Linked DNA regions of Homo sapiens: region 2 is linked to region 1. The links are chromatin contacts, found by Hi-C in ENCODE. All regions are on one chromosome and are shown on one strand. The core of a region is the stretch at or near the end of the contact, and the rest is flanking DNA. Distances in the headings are between cores, read along the strand shown.

Region 1 (5,851 bases), core at 2,685-5,184:
AACTAAGCTGTTACATGCAGCCATTATGGAAGACAGTGTCAAAGCTCCTCAGCAAATTAAAAATAGAACTACCATGTGATGAGCAATCTTGTATATACAAGACAAATTAAAGCCAGATCTCAAAGAGATACCTGCACTGCCATGCTAACTGCAGCACTAGTCACAACAGCCAAGATATGGAAGCAACATAAGTGCCCATCAGCAGATGAGTGGATAAAGAAAATGTGGTGTATACACACGATGGAATACGATTCAGCCATAGAAAGGAGGGAGATCCTGTCATTAGTGGCAACATGGATGAACCTGCACACACTATGCTAGGTGAAGTGACCCAGGCCACAGAAAGACAAATACTGCAGACCTCGCTTATATGTGGAATCTAAAAAAGCCAAGCTCGGCAAAGCAGAGAGTAGAGTGGGGGTTCACAGGGGCGGGGGTGCAGGGAGTTTTCATTTTTTATAACTCTTTAAATATCCTTTCAGCGATTATTAATACAGGTGTGCAAGAACTGTGTGCTTTATCCACTTTGATGTTGATGACAGGATACAGCTTCAGCTGTGCAGGATGAGTCAGTTCTGGAAACCTCATGTGCAGCACGGGGACAGTTGACTGTAACACAGAATGTGACGCAGTAACACTGAAATTTGCTAAGAGAGTCCACCTTAAATGTCTCATCACAAAATAAAGGTAACTGCATGGGTGATGGACATATTAATTAGCTTGACCGTGGTAATCATCACACAATGTGTACATGTATCAAGACATCCTGAATTTATATAATTCTTATTTGTCAATTACATCTCAATAAAGCTGGGGAAAAAGGGATAATGAGCCATTATCAAGTAATGTATATCTTAGATCACTCAAGTTACAAAGGGTATCATTAACTATACTCATAAAATAGAAGTAGAAAAGCCACTGGAACACTCAGTAGATTAATACACACACATTCACACACACACATACATGAACAAACTCACTCCTTCTTTAAAAGCCTGAGGCAAAATTCTTGGTAAACTAGAGTGAAAAAACACTGCATGCACGAGACCAAGGCTTTGCGACAAACCAGCCAACACCGGCTTAGTGCGGAGCTGCAGGAGGTGCTTCTGTTAACTTTGGAAACAAGACCAGAGGGCTGCTGTCATCGCGTCTCCAGAGTTGTGCTGGGCAGCCAGCCACGATGAAAGGGAGTCAAATAAAACAAAAGACTACATTTTGGAAAAGAAGAATCCAAACGTGTGTCACTTGCAGAAGACACGGCCGTGGGCCACCCTGCCCTCCAGACTCACATCCCCTCCCAGCACCTCCCTCCCCCAGCCAGGGCTGTTTAATCCCTGCAGCTCAGCTCACTCAGATCCCCAGAGTGTCTGCTTGATTTAAGAAATGATGTGATCTGGCCGGGTGCAGTGGCTCACATCTGTAATGCCTGCACTTTTGGGAGACTGAAACGGATGGATCACTTGAGGCCATAAGTTCGAGACCAGCCTGGCCAAAATGTCCAAACCCCATCTCTACTAAAAATACAAAAAAAAAAAGAAAGAAAGAAAAATAGCTGGATGTGGTGGTGCACACCTGTAATCCCAGCTACTCGGGAGGCTGAGGGAGGAGAATCGCTTGAACCCGGGAGGTGGGGCCTGCAGCACCACTGCACTCCAGCCTGGGTGACAGAGTGAGACTGTGTGTCAAAAAAGAAAAGAAAGAAAGAAGGAAGAAAAGAAAGAAAGAGAAAGAAAGAGAGAAAGAAAGAAATTGGTGTGATCATTCAATTGTCCGTGGAAACTGCCATGGTGGCCCCCAGTGAAAATTTCCATGATCCAAAAAGACACGTCTCCACTGAGCGCAGGGCGTGGACTTAGATCAGGCACACTGAGACCCTGGAGCTGTTGTGGGCACAGCAATGACTGTGGAAAGACACTTTGGACAGTGATGGGTGGTCCAGACACCAGGAGAAGGGAGCGACAGAGGGCGTGGATCACAAATAGGAATAAAGAGACAAGGAATCACCACACCCATTCGATTAAGGAGGCTGCCAGAGATAGCGATGGGAAAACTAAAGCAAATTATCATACAGGCCCCAGGGCTTGTCCCAGAAGCCATGTCAGCCTTACCACATCCCGCTGGCTCAGGACCACCTGCCTCCCTGCCTGCCACTCAGGAAGCACGCACTCTTCTGGGAGCTGTGTGACAGAACGGAGCCATGTATGGCCGTGAGGGAAAGGAGTGAGAGCTCGCGGTTGTCAGGTTCACTGCCGGCCAGCTGTCCTCTTTCAAGGTTACTTATCTTCTCTCATCATTTCTGCAACTGTCAAAATGGGCTGCAGAGTCACCCCTCACGCGGTGGCTGATGTGGAGACCGCACCTGCGCCGTGCATGTCTGTAGCACACCCGCTGATATGACGTCATCCTAGCCTTCCTGGCTTTCCTGTCATTTCCTGAAAGGAGCATCGAGTCCTTCAGTCCCAGAAAGTGGGTTAAGCACACAGTTCTCGCACAACCTCTACTAATAATCACTGAAAGGATATTCAAAGAGTTATAAAAAATAAAATCAAAATTGTCTAACAAAAAGGGAGGCTCTTTAAAATCCTTTATATATTTGTAGAAAAGAGAAACAGATGGAAACAAATTAGAATGTAAACTGGATCAGGACCCCAATGCCCTGGAATAAAATAGTCTTTTACTCAGAAAATCAAATGAACTGCCACCAATGAGCAGAGCTTAACTGATGTCCAGTGAAACGAGGGGAAAAACGTTTAAATGCTCAACATAACATCATTACAGTGAGCCAAAAATGTATTTCATTCATCGTGAGACAAAATTAAAGTCACAAAAGGAAAGACCTTGAGAGATGAGTTATTTTTAAGAGCGCAAAACACTTCCTGAGTCTCCACATTGAAAGGCTCAATGAATTCTAACCACAGAAAGTAAAATAATGCACACGCATAGAAACAAAAGAAGAATAAAAAGAAAACCAAATGTTCCCAGAGAGTTAAACGGAGAGAGAGAGACAAACTATAAAAAATGACAAATGACCAACCTCAGTCTCTCATCAGCAACGCTGGACACTACAGAAAAATGGTGACACAGGTTCATCATTTTGAGAAAACAGATTTTTTGTTATTATTTATAATAATAATTCTGACTTAAAACCAGAATTATATACCCAGCTAAACTATCATATAAGTGTGAGGGTAAAGTTGAGTACATTTTTAGGCAAGAAAGAAATCTTAAAATGTATGTCCTAAAATCACCATATGTGAAAAAGTACTTGATCTGTCACCATGAGGAAATAAAAATGGAGAAAACCCAGAGCGCAGCTTCAAATAAAACAGAGAGAGGGCTCTGAGGGTGGCATGGAAGAGCTGAAGAGACAAGGATAAAGCACAGATCCACCAGATACCAAATCTCTGAGCATTCCCCTTACGAGGCACAAGGGGTTGAAGAGAGGGCCACTTAGCTTCATCGTACCCTCTGTGCCAGCTGCATTTTATAAGAAATGCATATTTTTCTACCTATTTATATTTTAATATGCTAAAAGTAATAAAATATATCCAATCAGTCCAAACACAGGATAGGTGAAACTAGAATTCCTCCCTTTAGAGAAGTCTTCATCTCTAAAACCTCTACTCAACAAAAGTTTGCTTGAAATATTTTCCACCACATTTCTGGGGCTAAAATAAGAACCGATGAAGAAACACGGCCCTGCAACATACACACAAGTTTAATGAGGGAAAAACAAACAGATAAACCAGCATGAATGACGCATCTCCAGCCACCAGCTCTAAACACCAACAAGGAAGAGAAGCTTGTGGAGCCTCCTGTCGGGACAACACACGCCAGGGAGGGATTTAAAAGCCCCACAGCCCTGAGCACCTCACTCACTCACTCCCTCCTTCACTCACTCACACACTCACTCACTCACACCTCCCCCAGCTCCCAGCTCACGTCTTCCCCACCCCAGCATGGCCGCGTGCACCATGTCCGTCTGCTCCAGCGCTTGCTCTGACTCCTGGCGAGTGGACGACTGCCCAGAGAGCTGCTGTGAGCCCCCCTGCGGCACCGCCCCCTGCCTGACCCTGGTCTGCACCCCAGTGAGCTGTGTGTCCAGCCCCTGCTGCCAGGCGGCCTGTGAGCCCAGCCCCTGCCAATCAGGCTGCACCAGCTCCTGCACGCCCTCGTGCTGCCAGCCGGCTTGCTGCGCCTCCTCCCCCTGCCAGCAGGCCTGCTGCGTGCCCGTCTGCTGCAAGCCTGTGTGCTGCCTGCCCACCTGCTCTAAGGATTCCTCTTCATGCTGCCAGCAGTCTAGCTGCCAGCCAACTTGCTGTGCCTCTTCCTCCTGCCAGCAGTCCTGCTGTGTGCCTGTCTGCTGCAAGCCCGTGTGCTGTGTGCCCACCTGTTCTGAGGATTCCTCTTCATGCTGCCAGCATTCTAGCTGCCAGCCGACTTGCTGCACCTCCTCCCCCTGCCAGCAGTCCTGCTACGTGCCTGTCTGTTGCAAGCCTGTCTGCTGCAAACCCATCTGCTGTGTGCCCGTCTGCTCTGGGGCTTCCACTTCATGCTGCCAGCAGTCTAGCTGTCAGCCGGCTTGCTGCACCACCTCCTGCTGCAGACCCTCCTCCTCCGTGTCCCTCCTCTGCCGCCCCATATGCAGGCCCGCCTGCTGCCTGCCCATCTCCTCCTGCTGTGCCCCTGCCTCCTCCTACCAGGCCAGCTGCTGCCGCCCGGCCTCCTGCGTGTCCCTCCTCTGCCGCCCCGCGTGCTCCCCCCTGGCCTGCTGAGGCCTCTGCTCAGGCCAGGAGTCCAGTTGCTGATGTGCACATCCCCCAGGGCCAACTGGTCCTGACTCGGGTTAGGAGGTTGCCCCCGCTTGGGACGGGGCCCCCATGTGCTGAGGTGACCCCCCCCTCCATACTCCCAGGAATCTCCATCCTCGAAGCTCCCCAGCTCCTGCCTCCCAGCAGGGGCCCACCTGCCTGTTGGGTCCCCTGTCCTCCCTCCCAGCTTCTCTGCCCCATGTCACTTGGCCTCGACTTGAACCTGTCAGCACCTCCTCCTGCTCCCCAATAAACTCCCCTTGGTCGCCTGATTCTCTTTTTCTGTAGTGCTCCTGGGGATACATGGTTTTGAGCTCAGATTGGTCTCTAGCCATGACTGTTTCTATGAATGAGTGACTTAACCTAGAAGTCACGGGGGACAGTGGCCTAACTCCTCCAGGGGGTCACCAGGTGGAACTCACAGCCACGCCCAGGAAGGCTCAGTCCCGGCTCAGCCTCCATGCCTGGGTCTTCCTGAGCCTGGTCATTGGCTGCCGTGCCCTGGGCTGTGGGGCTCTCCAGGCCCCAGGACTGTCCCACCCACTGTCCCACCTGGGAGAGCCCACCCTGCAGGGTCACCTTCCAGGAAGCTGGCCTGGGGTCCGGGCACCGCAGCCTCCAGGCCTGGTCACCCTCCCTGTGTGCCGCCCGCCCGAGAGTTCTGCCCGCTTAGCAGCAATGCGGGGGGAGAGGGAGGGGCTGCTGCACCTGCGCAGGAGACAAGGGACTCGATCAGGACGAAAGCATCATGGAGTGGGTGGATGGATGCACATGATTCCCCAAAACTGGCACTGCCCCAGGCCCTCCTCTGGGGGCACCAGGTTCCGCATGGGCTTTCAGGACCCAGAGTCCGCACCTGCAGGACCGTGCGTCAGGCCCCTCTTAGGTGAGGTTGACATGGGCGACACTGGAGGGCACAGGTGGACAAGGCCCTGCTGAGACCTGGGGGATTTTCTGGGGGGATGGCCTTCCAGGGGCTGCGGTGGTGGCTGGAACTGTTTTAGTAAGTAGGCAACTGTCCCCAGTGGGTAAATTTTCAG
Region 2 (6,441 bases), core at 116-2,615, 130 kb after region 1:
CCATCCTGACCTGACCTGGGGACGGGGACACGCGAGCCTCTGCTAGGGCCTGGGGATGGAGCTGGTTTCCGCAGGCAAGGCCTTATCCAACCAGACATGAAACCGCCATCCTGCCCCGCTGGGAGAAGCAGTGCAGTCCACTCTGGCAGCTCTGAAAGGGAAGACGCAGGAGGGAGCGGAGAGGGAGGGAGGGTGGTCAGCACTGCCGGCTGCGGTCACCTGGGAAACGCGTCCACTGGTGGGGAGGGTGTTGAGGGCCCACTGAAGGGTCTGGGGTGGGGAGCACGCCTCCTTAAACAGCTCTGCCTGTAACTTACTTCTGGAGACTCCCAATGCGCCCGGGAGGAGCGTCCCACAAGTGCAGGGAGCTGGCACTGCCAGGGGGCTCCGCATGGCCCAGTGGGTGGTCACTGCGGCCACCCCTGGCCACCTACAGCACCGCTGGGGACCAAAGGCCGGGCGGCGGAGTGGCGGCGGCTTGGACCACCCAGCCCCTCCCTCCTCAGGGTGGACGCCAGGAGGACGGTGACGGCTGCAGCTTCTCCCGAACCTGGAGCGCGGGTCAAGCTGGGCACGTGGCCGGGCACCAGCGGGCGCTCGCGCGCCAGGGGCTACTCCAGCAGCCAACGCCTGGCTGACTCCGACAACCCCTAAAAACTGTCATAACCCAGCAAGCCCTTCCCTGCCAGCCCTAAAGGAGCCGCGGCTCGCACCGGGCACAGAACCGCGCCTTTTCTTTCAACTGCCTGAAGAAGGAAACCGAGAAAACAGAGAAGCCAAGCCCTGTGCGCGCGGCCCGCGCTGGGCGTGGACGGCGGGGCCGCGCGCGGAGCCGGCCGGGAGAGGCTCGGACCCCCAGGACCTCCAGCCTTTAGACCCTCCGGCCCTAGGACCCCCGGAACCTGGGACCCCCGAGACCCCAGCACTCGCGGCGGGGGGATGGTCATGGGGTGGGTGGGAATCCACGCTCCCAGGGCTGGGCGGGGGCTTTACCTGCGCGGCGGCGGCCGGAGGCTGCTCTGCGCGCCGCTCCCGGGCCTCTCGGAGCCCGCCAGACCCAGCTCCACGCCTGGCGCGGCGGCCACCCCGCTGCCCCTGCGACCGCGCCCGCGACCACTAGCTGGGGAGGCCGCGACTCCGGCCTGCGCGGGCGAGGGGCGGGGTGGGGCGGGGCCTGGAGGGGGCGGGGCGAAAGGCGGAGACAGGCTGTGTCGATTCCCCGCGGGGGCGGGGAAGGGGCGGGGCATGTAAGGAGACCGGAACGGGATTTGTGGTTAGGCGGGGGCGGGGCTTGAGGGCGGGTTCTGCGGCAGGGCGGGGCCTGGAAGAGATGGGGGAGGGGCATGGGAGGGGCATGGGAGGGGCCGGTGGTGCGGCTTTAGATGGAGCTGGTACTAAGACCCAGGTCGCAGGGGCTGTGGGCGGGTTGTGGGAGTAATTGTGGCATGCTGGGGGCGTGGTTGTGGGGCTGAGGACGAGGTGGTGGGGGCTGAGGGCGTGGTTATGGGTGGGGGCGGGGTCTGCGCGCCGGGAGGGGCTGTGGGTCCAGCCCCTGCCCCTCACTCTGGGCAAATCCCCTCTTCCCTCTGGCATCAGGACTTCTGGGGCTTGAAGACCCTGGGTCTGCGGGAAGCCCCTGCTGAGCGTCCCTCGCCTACCCCGTGGCCAGTGGGTGAGTAGGGCTAGATCTCCGCCCATCTAGGTCCCCTTCTGCTCCAGCTCCAGCGTCTGACATCCCAAGGAAGGAACGCAGGGTGGGGGCATTTGAGCCGGACCTGAGCCATCCTCATGGTTTTCAAAAAGTAGCCTTATTGTGGTGTAATTGACAGACGGTAAGCCACATATTTCAATTTGGTACGTTTTAACACTCGGATACTCCTGTGAAACCATCACCACAATCAGCATAGTGAACACCCCGGGTTCCCTCTTGGTCATCTCTCCCTGCCCTCCCTCATCCCCAGGCAAGCACTGATCTGCATTCTGTCACTACTGATTACTTTGCATTTCCTATGATTTGCACAAATGGAATCATATAATATGTACTTTTTGTGTAGCTTCTTTCACTCAGCACAATTATTTTTGAGATTTGCCTGCGTCATTTGGTTTGTCAATGCGTATTTCTTTTACAGCTGCATGGTACTCCAGTGTATGAATGTACCACAGTTTGTGTCCATTCACCTGCTGGTGGGCATTTGGGTTGTTTCTGGTGTTGGCTCTTACAGATAAAGCTGATCCGAACATTGTGCACAAGTCTTTGGATGAATGCTTTTCTTTCTCTTGAATAGATGTCTAGGAGTGGAGTGGCTGGATGCCACGGTAGCCATATGTGAAACTTTTTAAGAAACTGCCAAAGCGATTGTATGGTTTTACATTCCACATCCTCCCCAGCACTTGGTATGGTTTGTCTTTTTAATTTCAAATACTCTAATAGGTGTGTGGTGATAGATGGAACTGTGGTTTTAATTTGCGTTTCCCTGTTGGCCAATGATGTTGAGCATCATTTCATCTGTTTATTCTCCATCTCCTGTAGTAAGCGTTGAGTTCAAATCTTTTACTCACTTTTAATTGGGTTGTTTATTTTCTTATTATTGAGTTTGGGAGTTTGTTGCATATTCTGGATACAAGTCCTTTATCAGATATGTGATCTGTAAATGCTTTCTCCAAGCCTTTGGATTGTGTGTTCATTCTCTTAACAGTTTTTCAAAGAGCAGAATTTTTTAATTTTGAGGAAATCCAATTTATGTTTTTCTTTTATGGATCCTGCTTTTGGTGTCATATATAAGAAATCTTTGCCTCACCCAAAGTCACAAGGGTTTTAGAGTTTTAAAGGTTTGCATTTGGGTCTATTACCTATTTTAAGTTTATTTGGGTTTATAGTATGAGATATGATTCAATGTTTATTTTTTGTGTATGTGGATAATCAGTTTTTTCCAGACTGTTGAAAAGACTATCCTTTCTCTTGTTTGCTGAGAGTCTTTTTAATCAGGAATGAAAGTTGGATTTTGTTTTTTCTGCATCTATTGAGAATCTTTTTGCGTGATGATCTATTAATATGATAGAGTATAATGATTGATTTTAAAGTGTTAAATCAATCTTGTGTTCTTGGGATAAAGCCCACGTGGTCATGATGTATTATCATTTTTATATGTGGTTGAATTATTTAATGGATATACAACTGCTGAGTTTATTTTATTCTTGACTGAATGTATGTAGTTTGTATCGCTCAAGAAATTGCCCATCGCATATAAGTTGTTGAATTTATTAGCATAAAGTTGTTCATAATATTCCTTTATCCTTTCAACATCTGTGAAGTATGAGGTGATGTCATCTTTCTCATTTCTGATACTGGCAATTGTGGCTTTTTTTTTAACTGAACAATCAGATAGCAGTTTATCAATTGTATTGATCTTCTCAAAGAAATAGCTTTTTGGTTTCGTTGATGCACTTTTTTTTCATTGACTTCCACTCTTTATTCTTTCTTTTGCTTGTTTTTTTGTTTGTTTGTTTTTGTTTTTGTTTTTGTTTTTGAGACAGAGTCTTGCCTTGTTGCCCAAGCTGGAGTTCAGTGGGGGCAATCTCGGCTCACTGCAAACTCCATCTTCCGGGTTCAAGTGATTCTCCTGCCTCAGCCTCCTGAGTAGCTGGGATTACAGGCATGTGCCACCATGCCCAGCTAATTTTTGTATATTTTTAGTAGAGATGGGGTTTCACCATGTTGACCAGGCTTGTCTCGAACTCCTGACCTCAGGTTATCCACCCACCTCGGCCTCCCAAAGTGCTGGGATTACAGGCATGAACCACTGCACCCAGCCTCTTTTGCTTACATTGGGTTTGACTTTCTCTTCTTTTTTAGGTCTCTTAAGGTGGAAGCTGGGGTCACTGATCTGTACAAGCATTCAGTACTATAAATTTCCCTCTAAGTCCACCTTTAACTGCATCCCAGAAATTTTGATATGTTGTATTTTTGTTTTCATTAAGTTGAAAATAATTTATAATTTTCCCTTTGATTTCCTTTTTGACCCATGAGTTTAGAGCTATGCTATTTCACTTCCACATATCTGTGCATTTTCCAGAGCTCTTTCTGCTGTTGATCATTACTTTAAAGCCATTGTTGTCAGAGGACATATTCTATGTTTCGGATCCTTTTAAATTTATTGAGACTCTTTCATGGCCCCGATTATGGTTGGCGGTTGTTGCATGCGCACTTGAATTTGTGTACTGTTGCTCCACGAGGTGTCCTATAAACGGCAATGACTGTGTTATTTGAGTAGCCCATATTATCATCCACTTTCTGTCTACTTGCTCTGCTAATTATTGAGAGACCAGCCTGGGCAACAAAGTGAGACACCATCTCTACAAAAAATCAAAAACTCACCCATCCATGGCAGCGCATGCCTGCAATCCTAGCTACTTGGGAGGCTGAGGCAGGAGGATTTCTTGAGCCCAGGAAGTCAAGGCTGCAGTGAGCCGTGATTGTGCCATTGCATTTGAGCCTGGGTGGCAGAGCAAGACCCTGTCTCAAACAAACAAATTCTTGATAGCGGTGTTGAAACCTCTGACTGTAATTGCAGATTTGTCTGTAATTTTTCCTTGCAGCTCTATCAGCTTTTGCTTCATGTGTTTTGAGACTCTGTGCTCACATCGTGCATGCTCCTGACTGGTTGACCCCTGTGTCATCATGAAATGACCCTCTTTATCCCTAGACTCTGACTTGAAATTGACTCCTGCTTTCCTTTGATTAGTTTAGCATGGGATATCTTCTTTTACCTTGTTACTTTTTACCTAGTGTGTCTTATACTTAAATTAGCTTCATTGGAGATTTCCATAGGATCAAAGTATCTGCTTTGACATATTTATTAACCTAAAAAAGTAATAACAGCTTTTCAGTGCAGAAACCACCTTATCTATGTGACAAAGCTCGGGCCATCAGTGGCAAGGTAGATTGGCATCACGTACCTTTGATACAACAACCTGAGAAGGACGTCACTTCTGCGATATTCCTGCCAAAAATGCATCTCCGCATTCCGATCGTGAGAACATCCTGGGCACACCCAAACTGAGAGACACCATACAAAGTGACTGGTCAGTGCACTCAAAGGCAAAAAGCTCATGGAAGGCAACAGAAGACAGGAGAAGTGACAGCTAAAAGCAGCGTGGAATCCTGGAAGGGACAAAGAACACGAGCAGAGAAACTGTAGAAGCTGAGTGAGGGCAGCGGTCCAGCTTGCGCTGTTTTGCTGGGGTGATTCTGGCTTTGATGACCTTGTTTTGAGGTGACGAGCGCTCTGGCCGGGCCCGGTGTGTGCTGATTCTTCCCTGGCCGCTCCACACAGCCCTGTTCCTCTGTCCTCTCTTCCAGCCTCAGGTTTTCCTTAGGATTCCGTGTGTGTTCCCCGCCTGGCCCCTCCGCAGCGACTCTGCTGTCAGTGGCTGCCCCAGGGTGGAGAGTGACCTACCTCCGGCTTCTCCTGTCCCGGCTTCTCCTGTGCCAGCCGGTCAGGCACACTGTAAGATCCCCACAGCGGGGTGCCCCCACCCTCACCTGGACCCTACACCATCACCATCACACCTTCTCGTGTGTCATAAACCCCACAACACATTGTTATGATTTTTGCTTTAAATCAATTATCTTTTAAAGGGATTAAAATAATGTGAGCTGTGAAGTTGGTATGTTAAAAGTGGAAGAGATGCCACAGCCAAACCCAAACGTTACAGTATATTTTCAGTGAATTCATGCAGTTGCCACTGAACACTGCAGCGTAGACAGGAATGAATCCGCAGACGTTACCAAGAGTGAAGGAGGCCAGGCATGCAAAGGACACCTGGCCAGGTTCCGACTGGGGAGGTTCAAGAGCAGAGGAGACTCGTGGGGGGTGAGGAGGTCAGAAGCATGGGGACAACAATGCAGGGGCTCCAGGGCTCTGGGGGCTGGAGATGACTGGGTGCTGGTTGCTGACATCAGTAACCCATCAGCTGCTCACGCCTAAGAGGTGTGTGCATGACTAAGTGTGGGTGATGCCACCGTCAAGACAAGGCAGATGTGCGGCGTGCTCGCCGGTCACAGACTCTTCCCGGTGTTCACAGTGTATGCACTGATTGACCGATTGTTGAGTCAGGGGCACTTGCCTGAAGCCACGTGGTGAGTGCCTTCTTTGGGTCGCCTGGGTTCTGCGTGTGTGGCCTGCCCCATTTGGTGAAGACGTCAGCCGTCTCCAAGGGCCCTGCACACAGCCTGTGCTCTCAAAAACACCAGAAGCCTCCTCCTGCCTCCCTGGTCTGAGCGCTGTGGCCTCCCTCATGGCTGTGATTGAGTTGAGGGCTGAGCATCTCACTCCCTTATCTGCCCAGGATCCAGCCTTGTGGTCTGGGGGTAAAATGCAGCTGCTCCAGCTGGTTAATCACTCTCCCAGCCGCGAGGGCATCTGGCCAGGAGAGGTCTGA

What was found. Hi-C counts contacts between places; a loop is a spot of excess contacts on that map.
Region 2: a map of vagina shows a loop between it and region 1 (2.6-fold over the local background). The contact joins the promoter of LRRC3-DT here to the promoter of KRTAP10-5 in region 1. A Hi-C loop is called at or near these places in 1 of 168 maps with a recorded cell type or tissue (vagina).

What each region holds. Positions count from the first base shown.
Region 1 is chr21:44,578,687-44,584,537 of GRCh38, reverse strand. It overlaps KRTAP10-5 (keratin associated protein 10-5), which reads left to right and starts at 3,934. Exons shown (of 1, transcript NM_198694.3): 1 at 3,934-5,083. The coding sequence starts at 3,960. The coding sequence ends at 4,775. All of the region lies in intron 1 of TSPEAR (thrombospondin type laminin G domain and EAR repeats), which reads left to right. RefSeq lists enhancers at 3,610-4,199, 4,200-4,790.
Region 2 is chr21:44,450,208-44,456,648 of GRCh38, reverse strand. LRRC3-DT (LRRC3 divergent transcript) reads left to right here and starts at 1,365. Exons shown (of 4, transcript NR_047476.1): 1 at 1,365-1,405; 2 at 1,597-1,672; 3 at 4,880-5,242; 4 at 5,360-5,663. It overlaps LRRC3 (leucine rich repeat containing 3), which reads right to left and starts at 1,139. Exons shown (of 2, transcript NM_030891.6): 1 at 994-1,139; 2 at 1-151. The coding sequence starts at 4. RefSeq lists silencers at 781-1,210, 1,299-1,478 and an enhancer at 1,642-2,142.